Linked DNA regions of Homo sapiens: region 2 is linked to region 1. The links are chromatin loops, found by intact Hi-C in ENCODE. Cell type or tissue: GM12878. All regions are shown on one strand. Each heading gives the region's core, and the rest is flanking DNA. Links, peaks and the distances in the headings are about the cores only. Region 1 overlaps PLCB1 (phospholipase C beta 1). Region 2 overlaps PLCB1 (phospholipase C beta 1).

Region 1 (10,186 bases), core at 1,427-9,426:
TGTTTAGAGATAAGAAAATAAAAACAACTTATACTTATTGAATGCTTATGACATACCAGGTCCTATATCAAGCATTTTATATGCATCATAGATTCTATTATTGTCAACATCTTATGGAGGAGGTAACTGAGGATTGTAGATATTCTGAAGCAGTGTCGTGAAGCTGACACTAAACACTCTTGGCTACCATAGCATCCTGCTTCTCTGTAGCAGACGCTGGTGATTCATCACACCACATTTCTTTGGCACTCTGGATTTCAGCACAAGTGCTGTAGACAGTTAATTGCCTATCGCTAGTGTCCCGCTTCCTTCAAGTGCATGTGGGAAAGAAGGAGAGGGAAGAGAATCTGAAAGACCGTTCAGCAGGCAGGTGCAACTCAGAATTAAGAGAGAATAATATACTCTACCTAAGGACAGCCCTCAACCAGTGGAATGATGGGGATGGTTTCCGGGTAAACTCCGACCCTCATTGTCCCGAAGGAGAACACTTCCGGGGCACATACTACAATCGTTTCTTAGAGTGTCCCTAACAGGGGTGAGCCCCCCACTCAATACACAGTGGTAAGAAACTCATTCCTGCGTTCTTCTAATACATCTTCCTTCCCTATCTCATTGTCTATGCTCCTCATTTCTGCATCCTAGGATCAGCTCCCAAATAAACTTCCTGCCCTCAAGTCCTTGACCAAAGTGCTGTTTTGGGGAGGAGTCAAAGTAAGATTTTTTAAAGAACACACACGTTACTGCTATGTAGTTACAGGCATAATCTTACTAATGGACTATAATGTCCATCATACCATGGGGTTGATGGTCATAAAACCTAGGCGTATTTGGGAATATTTCTGTGACATTAAATCTCTAACTATATAATAGAAGCTAATGGTAGTATATTGAAATTTGTTCTTTGGAATTCAATTATTCAATAAAATAAGAGAAATCTCTACCACACATTAGCATGACCCCGTTGAAGTCTTCAGAAAGCCTAATGATTTAGCATGACTATTTCAAGATCATTTTTCCTAGGCTTCCTCCCATCCTACTCCTGGAAGTGCTCTGCTATTAATTTCCTTTGTGGTCTTAGATAAGTCTCAGACTGCAGGTGAAATGATTAAATTCTCATTTCTCTTGAAAAATTTCACACGAAGTCTCTTTTCATCTATTTCAATACCTGATATTTAATTTGAATGGAGTATAACAACTACATTGATATAGGGAAAGTTTTATTGAATGAACAAAGCCATCACATAAATTTTTCTTTCATTTTTTTTTTTGTCAGTCTCTGAAATTAGTGAATAGGTAGAGACATCCATCAGTTGGATCATTCTTAGGTAACATTTTGTTTATAAGAACAGGGCAGTGCTGGAATGTGGATTTACCCACAATTCTCACGTGAGATTTCTACCATTGTACTGCTGTTTTCTTCTTGTCTCTGATTTTTTTCAATCTCTGCTCCTCAAACATCCAGGTAGCTTTGATCAGTGCTTCAAGCAGAGTACTGGAGTAAGTAATATATTTTTCTATAACCTTGTAATGAAAGCATGATCTCTTCTTAAGGACTCTGTACTTAGCGAGGCATCTATCGGTGATTGTATACTTTGTAGATTTTATTTGGGTGGTTCTACCATCCTCCATTTATTACATATGACAAACTCAGTAAGATTAGGCTAAGAAGAACTGGTTCCTAGAAGCTAATGTTACCCTGGACAGTTAACAAAATTTTTGTGAAAGTACTGTAGAGTTAGAAAACACACCAAATAGTACAATTCTCCACACTGGATTTCTTCAATTTACTGTTAAGTTGTAAAAAGTAGGCTTGTACCTGATGAAAACATTTGGCAAATTTGTATGCAGTACCAGTGAAAAATATGCACAAATTGGCAAAATAAGGCAAGATTCTAACTGCTGTCCATGTTCAAGAACTATAACAGTAGTGGGGTGAATGCTAAATCTTTACAATAATATATAGATTGTACATTTGTTTTTCATGGATTATAAGACATTTTTCATTTTTCAGCCACACGGTATTGATTCATCACTTCCATATTCAGCTATGCCTATATATGTCCATGTCACAAAGTTATTTTCCCATTAAAAATTTACTCTGTCCTTGCAATAAGAAACACAAAAGAGTTAGTTCAAAGGAAAAAATAACAATTTGCATTTGGATAAAAATGGTAAATAGATTTATTTTTGACTCATCCTGTGAATCCTTTTCAGATTGCCTTCTTTATTTTTTATTTTTTGAGACAGAGTCTCACTCTGTCACCCAGGCTGAAGTGCAGTGGCACGATCTTGGCTCACTGCAACCTCTGCCTCCTGGGTTCAAGCGATTCTCATGCCTCCGCCTACTGAGTAGCTGGGACCACAGGTGGGCGTCACCACACCCAGCTAATTTTTTTGTATTTTTAGTAGGTATGGGGTTTCACCATGTTGGACAGGCTGGTCTCAAACTCTTGACCTCAAGTGACCCACCCACCTCGGCCTCCCAAAGTGCTGGGATTACGGGTGTGAGCCACTGCACCCGGCCCAGATTGCCTTCTTCAGGTAAGTATTTTAAACCTCTTATGAGCTGTTTCCTTCCTTCATCCCTTCGTTTCCTCCTTTTTCCTCCCCTCCTAGGACTCTCTTTCTCTTTTCATTTGCCTCTATTTTCCTTCATTCTTTTCTTCCTTTGTTCATTCCTTCCTCCCTTCTTTCTTCCATCTCCCTCTTCTTCTTTCTTCCATCTCCCTCTTCTTCTTTCTTCCCTCTCTTCCTTTTTTCCTCCTTATTTCTTGCTTTCCTTCTTTATTTCACTCATCTAAAAAAAACCTGTAGTATAGATCTTTGAGGAAATTATTTTAGTTTTGACATTCATTGCACAGTTGTCTGTAACCCAGTTAGGGAATTCTTTCCTATTTTTAAAATGAAAATAGCTGAGAGATTTGTGAGGAAAATTTGAAACAATGTTGATTCTGAATGTTTTTAAAAATTTCTAATATTTATGAAACAACTGTATCTCAGATGAGCTTCAATTTGCAAGGCATCATTCCATTTTCATTTTTAATTCTCTGTTCCAATGCCTCTGCTAAGAAATAAGCATTTTCTCATAGGAAGAGATTATTCCTTTTAACTTTTTTTCAATTTTAATTTTTATTCAGCCTCTTACCTTTTTGCTAAAACCAAAAGTTCAAAAGAAAGGTGATCAGGACACTCCCAGGAATTTTTTAGCCATGTGAGAATATATGGTGAAATGATTCAAGTAGATGCAACATGGTCTACTGGAAAAGCACTGAGATTTTGAGGAGAAAACTTAGCTCTGCCATTAGTTAATTGTCATCAAGGTCTTCCTATGAAAATTGTAGTTCAATTTTCAAACATTTATTGTTTTTCTCCAAAGTGCTAGGCATATGCTTTTGTGCTGGAGATGAAAGATGAATAACATGTAGGTGCTGTTTTTGAAGAACATCACTGAAGAGAGAGTGAGCTAAAACAAATAATGATTTGTGTGCTAGAATAGAGCCAGGTTGTACAGAAAGGTTCTATTAATAGCGCTCAGTGATCCCTGCAAAAGAAGCATTTGATTCTGTCCAAAGAGATGAGTACAGAAAAAGCCAAAGAGAAGAAATGATATTTGATTTGGGATTTTGAAGGATGAATAGGATTTAACCAGATGAATACATTGGAGGAAAGATATTCTGGTAGGAACACTGTGAGTAAACAACTGTAGGACTTTGGGAGGGATTGTGAGTAGAGTGTGCAAGATGGAAAGTACGTTGGCATTATAATGATTCATCATCAACAACACCATGTTTGCTTGCCTGGTTGAATGTCCCTGAGTACACCAGCTGACATGGATGCCAGAATTCCAGCTATGAGAATTTCTCCTCTATTTATTTTAAACGTAGGTACAAATCAGTTCTCTTTGAACCCTGCCTGACTTTGCATCATGGTTTCTTCTCCTTATCTACTTCTTTGTGAATGTGATAACTCAACTTTGGAATTGTAACTTTGTTTCTGGCATCGCATCCTTCCTAACATGCTCATTCCAAAAACTACTCTTTCACTGCACTACTTAGGCAAGAGGCCCCCGGCCATGAGTCTCAGAGTTCTCCTCCTCATATCACCAAAGTGTCCCATGGGTTCCAGTGGAAGGTGAGCAATAACAGTATCTCCTGCAGCCACCTCACAGAACTGTTGTGAAGGATAGAGATGATAACAGATGGACCATGTATTCACTTTGGAGGTAAATAGACTTGGATTTAAATCCTGAGTCTGACTGAGTAAGCCAAGTCAAGTTATTTAACTTCTATGGTCCTCGATATTCTCAGTTTCCTATGATGGGGCTAATAGTACCTACTTGGTAGAATTATTGTGAGAATTTTCATTCAATGAATGTGGACTGAACACTTGCTATATGTGGGCTACTATTCTAGGGCCTGGGGATGTAAAAGAGAAACAAGTCCTTGCCTCCTTGAATTCAGACTGTAAATAAACAATTAACTACATAATATAATATCAGAAAGAGTTTGGTGGCTGGAAGAATAGCAAAGGGTAAGGGGAGAGAGAGAGAGGAACAGAGTGAGAGTAGTGATATTGCAGAGGGTGTTCAAGGAAAGCATCTTACCTGCATGAAATAAAGGGATAAACCATGTAGAAATCTGGAAGAAGAGTATTTCAGGCAGATGGAAGAGCATATACAAAACCTCTGTTATGGACTAAGTTGTATCCCTCTAAAAGGCATGTGCTGAAGCCCTCACCCACAGTGTAACTGTATTTGAAAATAAGGCCTCTAAAGAAGTAATTAAGGTTAAATGAGGTCATAAGGGTGGGCTCTGATCCCATGGACTGATGTCCTTTTAAGAAGAGGAAGACATCAGAGCTCACTCACTCTGTGCACACACAGAGGAAAGGCCATGTGAGGAGACAGGGGAAGGTGGCCGTCTACACGTCAGGAAGGGAGGCCTCACCAGTAACCACCCCTGAAGGCACCTTGGTCTTGGTCTTCTCACCTCCAGAATTGTGAGGAAATAAATTCCTGTTGTTTAAGCCATCCAGTCTGTGGTGTTTTGTTATGGCAGCCCGAGCTCACTAATAATACAGGCTCTGAGGCTGAAATGTCCCAGGCATGTGACTGCAGCAGAGTCAGTGATGGGAGGCAGTGCTGGGAAATGCCTTGGAGAAGTAGCCAGGATCCAGGACACCTTTGCCATGATGAGGAGTCAGGACTTGATGCCAAGGGAGATGGCTGTCTTTGAAGCATGTGCTTCAAGGAGTAAAATGACATGTGTTTTTAAAAGATCAAACTGGCTGCTATGTGGGGAATTGACTCTGGGCCAGAGACCATGGTCTTGAGAGCAGTTAGGTAGACAACAGGAGCCCCTAGTGGAGTTGGTGAGAAGTGGTTGGGATACATTTTGGAGATGAAGCTGACTGAATTTGGTAATGGATTGGATGACGAATGGAAAGAAACGAGTCAGGATGACTCACTGGTTATTGGGCTGAGCATCCGAGTGAGTGATGGTGTTTTTGTGGAGACTGCCACTCTTACGTCTGTAATGCTATTCTGCAGACACCAGTGTGGCTCACTCTCTCCCGTCTTGCATGTCTTTCCTAAATGTCACCTTCTGATTCAGACCTTCCCTGGGCAGCCTTTTAAAAATTGCATTGTTTCTCTGTTTCCCTGTCATGCCTTTCTTTTCTCTATAGTATTTATCCCCATCTAACATATTATATATTTTACTTACCAATTTTATTTTCTTCTAAAATGTATATTTCATGCATTTTTATCTGTTTTGTTCACTGCTTTTTAGTTCACATGTCTTGAACGTGGTCTGGTATACAACAGGTGATCCATATTTCTTGAATATAAGGATGGATGAATGAATGAATGAATGGGTGAAACCTGGGGAAGAGGAATCAAGAACTTTGTTAAAATGAGTACTAGTTGGCCGGGCATGGTGGCTCACATCTGTAATCCTAGCACTTTGGGAAGCCGAGGTGGGCAGATCAAGGTCAGGAGTTCAAGACAAGCCTGACCAACATGGAGGAACACCGTCTCTACTAAAAATACAAAATTAGCTGGGCGTGGTGGCACACACCTGTAATCCCAGCTACTTGGGAGGCTGAGGGATGAGAATGGCTTGAACCTGGGAGGTGGAGGTTGCGATGAGCCGAGATTGTGCCATTGCACTCCAGCCTGGGCAACAGGGGAGAAACTCCATCACAAAAAAAAAAAAAAAATACTGGTCAATTGGAAGTATCTGGAAGGTAATTGCTATACCATTAAATGAGATATATATAACAATTATTATTACAAGTATTCTTCCTCTTTTTTTTTTTTTTTTTTTTTTTTTGGAGACGGAGTCTCGCTCTGTCACCCAGGCTAGAGTGCAGTCTTGCAATCTCGGCTCACTGCAAGCTCCGCCTCCTGGGTTCACGCCATTCTCCTGCCTCAGCCTCCCGAGTAGCTGGGACTACCGGCACCCGCCACCACGCCCGGCTAATTTTTTGTATTTTTAGTAGAGACAGGGTTTCACCATGTTAAGTATTCTTCCTCTTCTAAGTGTGCTGCACCCACCTCTTAGTAGACTTTGGTTGGGATTATCTGAGAGTAGTCTTTTTTAGTTCTGTGGCTGTGTGAGCACATGGTTGGGAGAATGTGAGGAGGATGTGGCCATGACCAACTTTATCCTTTTGTAGCCACTCACTCCCCAGCGTCACACAAATGGATGCTTACGCAGATTTCCTATATCCTCCATAGGCTCCTATCTTTGTGCTGAGTATTAATTCCCATCTGTGTTCAAGGACGGTAATCAGGCAGGGGCAGTAATCAAAATGATGTGTACAGCAAAATCAAAGCTTTCGCATCATAATCAAAACCATGCAGTAAATTATAGGAATACGTGTTCTGGTTTAATCAATGACTGATCTTGCTTGGATGCTTGATACAGAGAAAATCAAAGATTTGGTTTCAAATTAGCCAAGGGGAACATATTATGAATGATCTCATATAACTTAGCATGCTATCACAGTGATTATTTTTTAAATAATAAGATTTTGCTGTAGGTCTCACCACACTACTATTTTAGCATACAACGACTAAGAAAAATTCTTTAGTATTTGTCCTTACATAGTGTCTTGAAGAATGACCTGCCCTCCAAAAGCTTGTTACAGGAGAGATGATATAGGCATGAGCAAAAAATGGTGAATGTGCTTGTACCCAGCAGTGTTAAGTAAATTCCGATCTTTGCTGTGAATTGCGAGTGAAAAGTTTGGGGTGAGTATTTTATTTTTCATTGAGAAGTGAAATAATTGTTAGTTTGTTTAGTAGCACTGGTTTTTGGGAATTTTTTTTCTTTTTTGTCTTTACACATTGCAGAGTAGCAGTAAAGAAATAGGTTGGTCTTTTAAAGGGTGTATTTCCTGCTTTTAATAAACACAAGTTTTATGAGAAAAATAAATAAATTTCAATATAAAATTAAGATGTACAGAATATAGATTTAGCACATATAAAAAAGGAAACAAAAATCATTTTACCTTCACTTTAGCCTGGGCTGATTTAACAAAACACCATAAACTGGGTAGATTTTTAACATCAGAAATTAATTTCTCATAGTTCTAGAGGCTGAGAAGTCCAAGATCAAGGTGCTGGCAGATTTGGTGTCTGGTGAGAGCCCACTACCTCACAGATAGCCTTCTTCTCACTGTAACTCACATGGGAGAAGTGGCCAGAGAGCTCCCTGGGACCTCTTTTATAAGGGCACTAATGCCATTCAGGAGGGAGGGCATCACCCTCAGGACCTCATGACTTCCCCAAGGCTCCATGTCTGAACATCATCACCTTGGGGGTTAGGATTTCAACATATGAATTTTGGATTGGGACATAAAGAGTCTACTGCAAATTTCTTCATGTCAGTCACATTTTAACCAAAATCATCTTACATGGACTTCTCTAGAGGTAGTTATATTTTTTAACCAACTGCACTTTTATATGATAACATATTTTTATATGCCACCTGCAAAAGGGCTACCTAATGAGGCCACCTATTTTTTGTAAGTGTAAGAGACTCAGCTGGAAGCAAGTTCAAGTGTGAAGCACTGTCCCCTCTCTACCTGGGACATGGTGCATACAAATGGGAGTAACATGAGCTTTGCAGGGGTCATCTTGGCCTCCTGTCCCACCTCCACCACTTACCAGTCATCATTCATTATTGTTATTCCATGAACAATGCCACCCACAAACCCAGAGTGACTCTCAGTTCATTGCTTGTCTTCACCCAGCGTAATGCCAGTTGTGTGTCCTTAACATCTTTCTCATCTCCTTATTTTGTCCTCACTTCTCTCCCCACTGCCAATGTTTAGGCCTGCAGCAACGATTTCCTAAATTGCCCACCTTCCATCCAGCTTCCATCACACTGCTAGAGTAACACTTCAGAAAATCCAAGTTCAATCCTATTAAAATCTTATTTTAATCAGTCGTCTATTTAATTATTTTTATTATTGCCCATTACTAGGATAGAGAATTCCAAGTTTGTCAAGTAATGAACTGCATGATATTCCTGGTCTCTTTATTCAAAGTCATCTCCTACTTATACCCCTAATGTGTGCGCGCACACACACACACACACACACACACACACACACGTACACACCATCTTGCCTTCCAGGCACCCTCAGCCACCTTTACTACTCCTGGCATGCTGTCTCCTGCACAAGTCTCATTGCCTTTACCCTCTGTGGAATTTCCCTCTCTGTGCTCTTACCAGATCACTTTATAAAGTTATTTTTAAATATGCTTGTGAAAATAAATGAAGATCACATGAACAAGAACAGAGGTGATTTATTTAGAGTTTGCAAGAGAATCAACCACTATCAGTTGCATTTGGCACAGACTTAAAGGAACACAGAAAGATAGGAAACCTTTAGAGTGAAACAAAGAGCAGGTTCCAGGTACGCTGTGGCATGAGGAAGCTGGAGTTGAGCTAACTAGATGTGAACATCTGATGTGGTTGGTTTGGGAAGCAGATCTTGCTTCCTCCGGTTGATTCTGAGTTGAAAGGAGGGAGCCAAGAATAGGGAAGCTGGCAGTCATTGACTGTATCGTGACTGTTGGGGCCAGTTGCTGTAGAGGTTGTGGTTTGGCTTCCAGCTGGTTGCTGCAGAGGTGGTGCTCAGAATTCTGTTGTCATATATTGTCTGGCCATTGTCCGTTTGTATATTTCATCTCTCATGATCAATCAATATTTTTTGAATGAGTACATGAATATTTCATCTCAGTAAGTGATCATTCCCTCCTCATCCATCTTAATCATAAAATTCTAATGTCCTAGGTTCTTTATCTTTCAACAAATTATGTTTCCCTTTCTTAATGGGTAGAAAAAGGAAGCTTCCCCATAGGCCTAAATGTGCTGATTTCAAGAGAAAGCATACTTCTTTGCAACAAGAAATTGCCCAGGCCTTCACTCTTAACCACTATGCTACATCAACGTCCTTAGATGAAACAGAGACTTGGGGGCATATATTTCCCAATTTTTCAAAATCCATTTTTATCGCATATTCAATTTGGCCTGCTTACCTTATTTACATTACCTGTCTGGGATGAAAGACATTTGAGGTTGTCATTCTGGACTCTTAAGTAAGTTCTTCCTTTAAAGTAAAGAAGCTGACCTTCCAAGCTAATTTATCCCACTTAACAAGAGTAATAATAACACACCACCCACTCCAGAAAGGAAATCATGCAGATGAATGAAATAATGTTTGTACAGAGCTTGACACTCCATAAAATACTCTAATAACATGGTGTCTACACTTTGAAATGTTCAAATCCTATTTCAATAGAATTAAAAGCCATGAAGAATAAAATGTGAATTGCTTGTCAGACTTTTACATAGAGGTGCAGGGTGATACTGATGCCATTAGACAATTTAAAAGCTGGGTTTTAGCAAAGTTTCTGAGGAATCTGATTGGTTTGTGGGGGAGAAAGTGATGGTGGTACTTATTCATATCCATTTTTGTAGAAAAACAATAGGTTATAACATGAACCGAGAAACACTTACGCAGCTAAATTTACAGAAATCTGTCTACTCATCTCCGAGGAAAAGTTTTGGCTAAGCAAGTTAATTTTGTCGTTAGACATTTGCATAGTAATTGTATTGAGTCTGAATGTGCATCTGCATGGAAAGCATGTTTTTTCAATCCTGTTCTTTGG
Region 2 (10,186 bases), core at 850-8,849, 60 kb before region 1:
TTCAACCAAGTTTCAAAACCATTCGTCTAAGTAAAAAGAGTACCAGCTTAAATGGATGATTTCTCTTTTGAAAATAGAGATTTTACACAGAAAAGCATTGAGAATTTTCCTACAAAATATGCTTGTCAAAAGGACCACTTTTCAGTCAAGTTTTCCTTAAACTTGACCACTATACTTAATGTAGAGAAGTACACCACGGTACTTGTATCAGTCTTCTCTGGTTACCACAGCAAAGTACCACAGGCTAAGTGGCTTAAAGCTTAAACAACAGAAGTTTATTCTCTCACAATTCTGGGAGCGGGAAGTCTGAGACAAAAGTGCCAGCAGGGTTATTTTCTTTGGAGGCCTTTCTCCTCGGCTTACAGATGGCTGCCTTCCCCGCATCTTCACGTGGTCCTCCCTCTGTTTCTATTCCTAATTTCCTCTTCTAATAAGGAACAAGTTGTATTGCATTAGGGCCCACCCTCATGAATGCATTTAACTTAATTACCTCTTTAAAGCACTATTGCTAAATACTATTACCTTCTAAATTACTGGGGGTTAATACTTCAACATATAAATGTTGAGGGGACACAAGTCAGCCCTTAACAGTGTTCCCTCATTACATTACAAAGCCTAGCTTAGGATTTGCTTCTTTATAAGGAGTAGCAGTGTATGATTATTTTGCTGTTGGTTTAATATAGAAAAGTAGATTTTTTTCTTTATAATCAATACAATGGTCAATGTGGATAAAACTGCATAGTCAGAATCATTTCAGAAATACACAATTGCTTTTGCAGAGTGGCTTTAGTACAGAATATGTTGATTTGGCATTATCAGCACTAATTTCTGCATGCCCCAGGGCACCCAGTATGTGTCTTTGTGTATTGCAAGTGCCTATAAGAGTATAGTTATTAAGGTCACAAGCTCTTGGGTCAGAAAGCCAAGCCACAACACCAATAACAAGCTGTATAATCCTGCAAGTTATATCATGTCTCTGAGACTTAGTTTCTTCATCTGAATTACAGGAATAATCGCCATGTTTATATCATCTAGTTGCGGTAAGGACTAAATGACAAAATGCACGTAAGGCACCTAACACAATTGTCACATCCATTGTTTGTCTAAATGCATTTTGCCATCATTATTAAGTAAATAAAATATATAACTTACATGTATGTGATGTAGTGGGAAAAAGCAAGTTAAATAGGCATAATTTACCTATTTACCATAGAATTCCATGCACTAATATAGATTGTCACTATAATCTATATTTATATATATAGATTGTCACTATAATCTATGTATAAGAGATTTATACTTTTGTAGCTGTGGCATTTAAACCTACTGATTAAAATCTAACTTCTATGTATTAGCTATAGAAAAATGAACTTGAGGCATATTTCTCTTTGCAGCCAAACACCTACCCCCAGAGAACTATCACAGCAATATTGTTGTACTAAGACTTACAGTTCTTATTTAGAAAACTGTCTAGATTTGCCAACAGTTAAATAGATTTTCCAACCATCAAAATAATTTTAGAGCAATTTACTTTCAGTTAAGAACATGCGGGTATCTTTTTCTGCACTATGAAGTCATTGAAGCAAAATCCAAAGCACTGTTTTGAAATGGAATAACAAGGTTAGGGGTCAGAGAGACCCAGATTCAAACTCCAGTGCACTTATTAGCTGAGAGAACCCAGGAAGGTTTATTGGTTTCCCTGTGAATGATAATACTTGCTGTATTGATTTGTCTTGCTAGTTGGATTTTAACTGGTAACAAGACATAAATCATAATGTTTGATACTACTTACTTCCCTATGGGCCTTAAGTTCACTTTTCAGTGTATTCTTCTTAATGTTCTGTGAGACTGGTAAATAATGAAGTATATATATATATATGTGTGTGTATATATATATATATATATATATATATATATATATATATACACACACATATATATATATTACTTGAACTTCCTCAATTTTGGAGATTAGGTCATAAACTAATGTGGCATGTAATTTGATACATGTTCCAGCAGGGGAAAATACTGGGATGTAATTTAACGAAAGAAACATTTTGAAATGGGAATATTCTCTGAAAATATGGAGTATATCATTACAATTCCTTTTCAGCTTTAGGACTCATAATAAACTGGGCACTGTCCAGTTTATGAGCAGCGAGTTCCTATAGTTTGAAAGTTTGCGTCCCCTCCAATATTCATGTTGAAACTTAATCGCCGATGCAATAGTATTTAAAGTTGTGGCCTTTTGAAGGTGATTAGGCAATGAGAACTCCTCCCTCATGAATGTGATTAAGGTCCTTATAAAAGAGATTTCACTCAAGGTTCAGTCTTTTTTGCCCTTCCTCCTTGGCCCATCTGAGGACACAGCATTCGAAATGCCACCTTGAAACAGAGAGCATCCCTCACCAGACACGGAACCTGTCTACGCCTTGATTTTGAGCCTCCCAGCCTTCACATCTGTGGAAAATAAATTTCTGTAAATATTTCCCACCTGACAGATCTTTGCTTATAAATTGGCCGGTCTGTTTGTTATAGTAGCACACATAGACTAAGATACTAGTTTTTAATTTGGGTACTGCAGCTGATGGAATAACCTGGGTAGAGTCATACCATCTTTTAGGAATCTCACCTTCCTCATAAAAAATGAAAGAGACAAGCAGGATGATCCCTGGGGACTAAAGGTAATATTTGTATCCATCATGGAGCTATTGGGAGAACTAAATGATATACATCTCTCAAATGGATTTGCCAGCCATAATGTGTGATATAGTAATATCAATTTGTGAGTAAGTTGGGTAGAGTGGAAGGAACTTAGGAATGTATACCAGTTTATTCTGAGAAATTTGTGTTTTGTCTTCTTTGAATGGGAAATGGCTGAAAATTCTTAAATTCCTTCAATGTACCATAAAAAAGTGAAATCCTATATCACTGCCTTTGGATGTGATACATGACCCATAGTAGGTATTTTCGTAGATGAAAGAATTCCTATCTATGGCATTTATCTTATGTGAAAAGTGGCAATTAAGATAGTAACATATTTGCCACTTAACAGATATTTGTTAATGATGAAATAAAGTTTTCCGGAACTCCTGAAATTAATGTCCATAGAGATTTCAAGAAGATGGAATAACCTAACTAATTAGACAGTATGTTTGTTGGTGTTTAAAGGTGAGACAAGACCACTGAGATTAAAAGATCAGAAAATTCTCCTCACACACCTAATACATTTTCTCTATGCCACCTGGTACTTCTGTACTCAAATGCTGCTTGATTTTTATATTTATACCCAAGAATTACTGATTTCAGGTAAGAACAGAGGGCTTGAGAGAAGAATTTGCTCATCACTGCCTGCCATGAATGGGCATAGCTCTGTGAACAGTTATTGTATTTTTTTTTCCTCAGGTATATAGAATACTTTATCAAAACCAAAACTCACTGTTTCTCCAAGTGAGTTCCTTGGAATACTAATAGATGCTATAAAAATGTCATCTAGGTGTGGTGGCTCACATCTGTAATACCAGCACTTTGGAAGGCCGAAGCAGGAGGATTGCTTGAGGCCAGGAGTTTGAGACCCAAAGCCCTATCTCTTAAAAAAAATATAGGTGGATGCAGTGGTGCATGCCTGCCTATACTCCCAGCTACTCAGTATAGGCTGAGGCGGGAGGATTTCTTGAGTCCAGAGTTCAAGGCTGCAGTGAACTGTGATTGCACCACTGCACTCCGGCCTGGGTGACTGGTCAAATAAGTTTGGGAAATGCTAAGGGTTCCTTTATTGCAGGATTTCTCACAGCTTTTGATGTGTTGGACATGGGTTAGTGTCACTTCTTTCTTTTTTCTTTAACTATGGGTCTCTTGGTCACAAGCATCTCATAGGATTAATATAAATGTTCTAAAAGCCATTTATTATGAAGTTAACCACACTTAATAAACTAGAACACCAGTTTATGAGTGATGCTTGTCTTCACAGTAGTGCAGATCCTATTAAAGATGTTTAGAGAACAGGTTCTTAGGTGATCTAAACCAGAAAGGCCTTTTTCATATATCTTGATAATATTAATATAATGTTGAATTTTGTCTTGTATTATATTATGATGTTTTGAATTTTAAAGTTTACTATTTGCATTCTTCCCACCTAATTAATTTTTTTAATTTGAGACCTTATGACAGAAAACCATCAGCATTGCCCACATATTACTCAAAACACAAGAATTTCATTTATTCCCATAGCACCTGGAATCTATGCTGGCATTTAGACAAGCCTAATGCCTAGTGTACCACTAGAGTGAGATTCTCTGTCCACTCTTAACTATTTCTAGAGCCTATTTTTCTATGGTTTCACATCTTATGACTTATATAAAATTGGTACTACTTGGCCTTTGTGGAAGGATTTTAAGTCAAGGTAAACCTTGAATTGAGGTTAGATTAAAAGTGGTAGAACTTACTTAGGGAGCAATAACTTTTAATAGTCATAGTTTCTTTTCGGTTCCTGGTGTGTGTGTGCAGAAAGAAAGAAGTCTGATGATTCTCTGGTTCATGGGAGTTGACTTTTATGCCCTGAAAGTGAGGCTTTGCTTCTGTATCCTCACACTGGGGAACAGCAGTGGTTAAGAGGCTCCACCAGTATTACTCATGTGGTCACAATCAAGTTGCTTAACTTCATGTCTTGCTTTCTTCATCCATAAAATGAAGTTAATAGTACTATTTCTCAGGGTTATTGTGAGGACTAAAGGCCATAACATATATTTCATAATAGGGGATCTGTAAGTTGTAGTTACTGTTATCCTTAAAACTATAGGCCATTAGTGCATATGTTTAATAGGCTTGAAGCTGTGCCATTATTTGACAAGTTAAACTCTTGGTTGCATCATCCATATTCTCAATGTTTTTCTTTAGGTATTTGCATTTGCCATCTATAGTATATAGGCTTCTATCTGGCAAAGTTTTCACTTTTAATGGTATCTTTAACAATATTTTTCAAAAGCTTTGAGCATCACTCATATTTCAAAAATAGTAAGGTCATGTTAAACTTTTAAATTAAATCGTTTCTTCCTAGACTATTTCAAGATTTGTAATACCTGGTTAAAATTGTTTAGCAAACACAATTTTTCTTTCTATGAATGTTAATTAAAAATTAAATTTGACTCTCTTTAGTTGAAATTAGTCATTTTGTATCTGTGCATGAATTACATTTTCCTTGATTCTTATAGTACCTTAGTATAAATAAATTTAGTAAGAGTTTAAAAAGAAGTTTCCTTGGTTGAGGTACATACAAACAATATGGGAAATTGAACACCTATTGACTTTATTATTTTTGCCATAGATAAATCTCTACTGTCGAAAGCAGTAGTTAATGAGACATTTATTTTATTTTATGGGTCTCTGAAACATGCTTCTCTATTAATCAATTTGCTTGCAATTTTGTTTGAAGATTAAAGATTCTTTAGAAGGCATTGTCTACATATTATTACTTATGGATACCAGATGAAAATCTAAATAAAATTAATTTAAGATCTCTTATATTAGTTCTGTCCTACACATATACCAAAGAATGTGGAATGGCTGAATAAGGAAAATTAAATTTTAAGTTTACACAATTTTAAAGTCAATAATGCTTTCAAATAAATTATCTATACATAATATTGAAAAGGAATAGCTCTTAGAATATCTAAAATAAAAATAGATGATTGAGTGGGATATTTCACATGAGTTGGTGGTTTATAAAACTTTGAGAAAGTATGTTAAAGAATAAATTGTGTAAGTAATAGCGAACTAGACTCAGTATTTAATTTTATGCTTAGCTGCTCAAAATTTCATGGTTTGAGTTGAGAATTCTTAAGTCAAATAATTTATTTGAAGGATACTGTAGAGCATTTGAAATACTGTGAAGGTGTGACTAGAAATCTGTTTTTCCCATTTTAAAAAAAAAACAAATTGTTATTCTAGACTATAAAATATAGAAAGTCATAATAGATGGATACTCTTCTCTGTAAATATATTTTCCCCTGATACTTAACTGTACCATGTTATTCTAAATTATTCCTGGTAAATGCTTACAACTCTTCCAAGTGTCTGGAAACTCATCAAGCTTCTTTTAATCATGTCCCTCAAATATTCGGCTTGTAATTTACTAATATTCATGCCCTGTTTAGATTGTAAACAGAGAAACTACAAAGTTGTAACAGAAAAGTAATATATTGAGCTGAATCATGCCTTACTTTTGTAAGTTGAGCTTGTTTCTCTGGCAACAAGATGTTAGATAATAAATCATATATCTAAAACCATATAACTACAGAAGTGGGGAGCTGAAAGTTCAGAAGTATCATCTGACTGTGTTGATGGCATCTTTACCTCAATTAATAAGGTGTGGCAACGTTCACTCAAGGACAGAAATTCAATCTGTGGTGGATCCAAGGGGATTCAAAATATTTCTTTTAATCCAACCAAAACATATTGCTTTAATGGCATTAGTTGGTATTAGTTGCATGTGGCAAAAATTTCATGCACTATTAATCCTAGCACTACACTGCAACACTAGAATTATGTGTCCTTGGCCTTAAATAAATTATTCGGTTGTATGATTGAGAAGAGAAAAACCAATTATTTTAGAGGCCAGTCCTGAATTATTGCCTTAATAAAGGTTCAATTTCAAAAAAATGGGAAGTTGCTCAGTCCAGTTGAAAAACAAGGTGGGAAGAGTAACAGCAAGTGAGTCTTTAATTTTGTCAACATCTGATGCTACTGTTAACACAAAAAGTTGCTTTGAAAAAAATTCAACTAAATAAGTTGCCTTCGTGGTTTAGTAATTCCAGATATACACAATCGTCTGTTTATTTTCCCAAAGATCAAACTGTGTTCATCTATATATTTGCATACGTAACATATTAAAGTTTTCTCATCTAACATGACACTGTAAGCATGGCCATGATTCTAAATATTTTTAATATTTATCAGTTGTATAGCTGAATAATAATGCATTGATTGGAAATCATATTAACTACTTACTATTTACTTTTGAGTAGACAATTTCTGTTTTATTTTTGCTATTATAGGTAAATCTGAAGCAGATATCTCTTCTTCATTTGGCGTTTTTATTCTTTGGTAATGCCTCAAATTGTAATCCTAGCAGTGAGATTACAGATCCAAATAGATCTAATTCAATCCATTATCACAGGTTTCTTCCTCATTTCCTCTTCTTTCATGTATATCTGTTTTTGTATAGTGGCAATTTTGATTCCTTACTGCATTAATGTATTCACTTCTTTGTCATAGTCTACACAAAATAATTCTAGAATAAAAATACTGTTGCTACTAATACAAGTCCACTAGAGAAAATCCAACGTTTCTTTGCAATTATCTTTATTCCTTATTGTATGCTTCACTAAGAATATATACTCCAAGATTATTAAAATTATTTTCTATAGAGTTATATTATTAATTTGCTATACACTTAGATTTATATATTTATAGTTACGTTCAGTTTTAGAGATTAAAATGCTCTATTGCTTTTATCAATTTTACATTTGGAAAGTATAAAATATTCCTTTGCCTCAGCATTCAAAATTATATAAAGAAGAATGCTCAGGGAAGTCACTCTCATCCATATCCTTCCACCCTATTCCTACCCACCTTCTGGTTTTCCTTACCATGTTTCTGTTTACAAAAATAAGGAAACACACACACAAACCCATACCTAGCTACCCAGTCCTCTCATCTCATTTAATAAAAAGTCCATCTTTCCCCAGTGAATTGAGACACCAGTTTTTTCAAAATATATGTAAATTGCCTCAGTCTTTCTTACACAAAATGTAACATTCTATCTATGTGCTTTTATAGGTTGCCTGTTTTACTTAATATAACGTCAATACCTCTTCATATGGGTCATGGGAATCTTTTTCATTCTTTTGTACAGCTGCATATTGCTCCACTATATGGAGGTTCTGTAGTTTTTTCAGTCTTCTGTGAATGAGCATTTAGGTTGTTTCCATTATTTTTTATTATGCATAAGGCTACAATTTTTTTTTTAAATGCCTTCCTTTACATATGCAAAAGTTCAGTTTCAGGATAAATTCCTAGATTTGTTTGTTTTGCTAACATCTTCATAGACTTTTTCTTTGTTTAGATTTTACCATTTTCTACCCCCCTTGCAGTGTATTACAGAATCTTTATTCACACAGTCTCACCACAAAGTGTATTGTTAAGCTTGTTATTTTTGCCACTTTGACAGGAAATGTGATCAATACATTTTAACTTACCTTTTTCTTACCTATGCATGAAACTAAGCCTCCTTTCACATGTTTAAGGACCATGCATGTATATACATACATATATTTCTAAAACATATATAAATATGTATTTATACACACATATATGTCTTAATAAATATATGTCATATGTTTTAATATGTCATAATATATGTCTTAATATACATAAATATGTCTTAGTCACTTTGGACTTCTATAACAAATTATAAATATGTCTTAGTCACTTTGGGCTTCTGTAACAAATTACCATAGACTGGTGGCTGAAATAAAAACATTACCCACAGTTCTGGAGGCTGGGTAGTCCAAGGGCAAGGTGCCAGCAAATCTCATGTCTGCTGAGGGCCCACTTCTTGGTTTGCAGTTGGCTGCATTCTCATTGAGTCCTCACATAGGGGAAAGCAGAGAGAGGGAGAGTTGACTCTCTAGTCTCTTTTTCCAAAGACACTAATCCCATTTTGAGGGCTCCACCCTCATGGCCTAATCACTTCCCAAAGTCCCTACCTCCAACGCCCTATCACGTTGGGGTTTAAGCGTCCATATATGAATTTTGAAGGGAGACAAACATTCACTTAATAGCACAATGCTCATTTGCATAATTTGCACTTTTTTTTTTTCATCTGGTATTTCGTCCTTTTTTTCTCCCCTTGGTTTTTTTGAGCTCTTTATATATCAGGAGAATTAGCTCTCTATCGTACCCTAGAGGTGCAAAAATGTTCTCCCGGTTTATTTTTTCCCTTTTGATTTTGCTTTTGGTGTTTTTTTGTTGCTGTTGTTGATGTTGTTTCTGCCTTGTAAGTTTTTGTTTTTATTTTTATCTAGTCAATTTATCAATATTTTATCTTATTGCTTTTGGCATTTGAGTCACAGTTAGTAAGTCTTTATTCATGCCTAGTTTATAAAGAAAATTCACCTATAGCTTCTTTTTTTTTTTCTAGTATGACTTCGTGATTTTCCATTTAGATCTTGGAGCATCTTGGAGGTTTTTTTTGTTTGTTTGTCATGAGGTATGAACCCAATTTTATTTTTCTAACTTACCGTTCTTTTGTCCCAACACTATTTTTTTCAGACCATCTTTTGCCCTATCCTGGTATCTAGGTGTTCCAATAACATTTATTTAAAAGTCCAATTGTATATCTCTTTTTATTTGCAATCCAGTTGTGCCAACACCACTTATTTAAAAGTCTATCTTTTGTACTACTTATCAAAAAGTCCAACTTTTGTCTAGGTGAGTTAAAATACTTACCTTTTTCATATATAATGTTTCCTTCCATGTGTACCTGGATCTATTTCTGGAATATTTTTTACTATTTCATTGTTCAGTGTGTCTATTAATGCTTACTGAAATACTTTAAATTCAAGTTCTATAAGGGAAAAGTGGATTCTTATTCTAGAATAACAAAACAATTAGAAATTGGCATTTTTTACCAACCCATTATATCAAATATTACTCTCAATACTATTCTCTGCTTTCCAACAACCACCTCCCAAGAAAAAACTATTTTTCCCTAAGACAATTTTTGTTTGTTTCATATATTTTATGTAGGTAGAGAATGCCATTTTCTAGTTTTCAAAACTTTATTTTTTTTACTTTATTTTTTCAAATTCCTAGAAAATGACAAAATCATTACTAGTTAAACAATTAGCAATATCTTGTAGATTTACCCACAAAGTCCCGAAAATAAAAATAAGAAAAAAAACCTTTTGGTTATTCTGCCTTATAAACTTTCATTTTTAGAAATCCATGCCATCATATAAGTTGTTTGTTCTATAATTTCTGAGCTCATTTTATGTAAAAATAACTCCTGTGCATTATTCATGTTGACAGGCCCTTTAAATAGCCATAAAGCCTGTGGGAACAGATTAATGCTGCATCTGCCCTGTGCTTTTTAAGTCTATCATTTTTATGGAATGGAAATCTTGCA

The links. A loop is a pair of places that touch in the nucleus more often than their neighbours do. Peaks named below come from ENCODE experiments on the same cell type or tissue, not always from the same donor. Only the 100,000 strongest peaks of a DNase experiment are listed, where the experiment ranks them.
Region 2: it touches region 1 in a loop (5-fold over the local background); 5 of 110 quality-filtered maps call a loop at or near these places.

The regions. Positions count from the first base shown.
Region 1 is chr20:8,449,126-8,459,311 of GRCh38, forward strand. All of the region lies in intron 3 of PLCB1 (phospholipase C beta 1), which reads left to right. It overlaps LOC124900459 (a long non-coding RNA gene), which reads left to right. Exons shown (of 2, transcript XR_007067518.1): 2 at 1-10,186. Among named protein-coding and RNA genes, the nearest start is that of PLCB1-IT1, 210 kb to the left of the region's middle. In GM12878, for the core only: a CTCF peak has its summit at 5,359; a DNase peak (open chromatin) is centred at 5,346.
Region 2 is chr20:8,389,900-8,400,085 of GRCh38, forward strand. The region is part of intron 3 of PLCB1 (phospholipase C beta 1); the gene reads left to right. Among named protein-coding and RNA genes, the nearest start is that of PLCB1-IT1, 150 kb to the left of the region's middle. In GM12878, for the core only: no CTCF peak of the experiment used is centred there; a DNase peak (open chromatin) is centred at 4,592.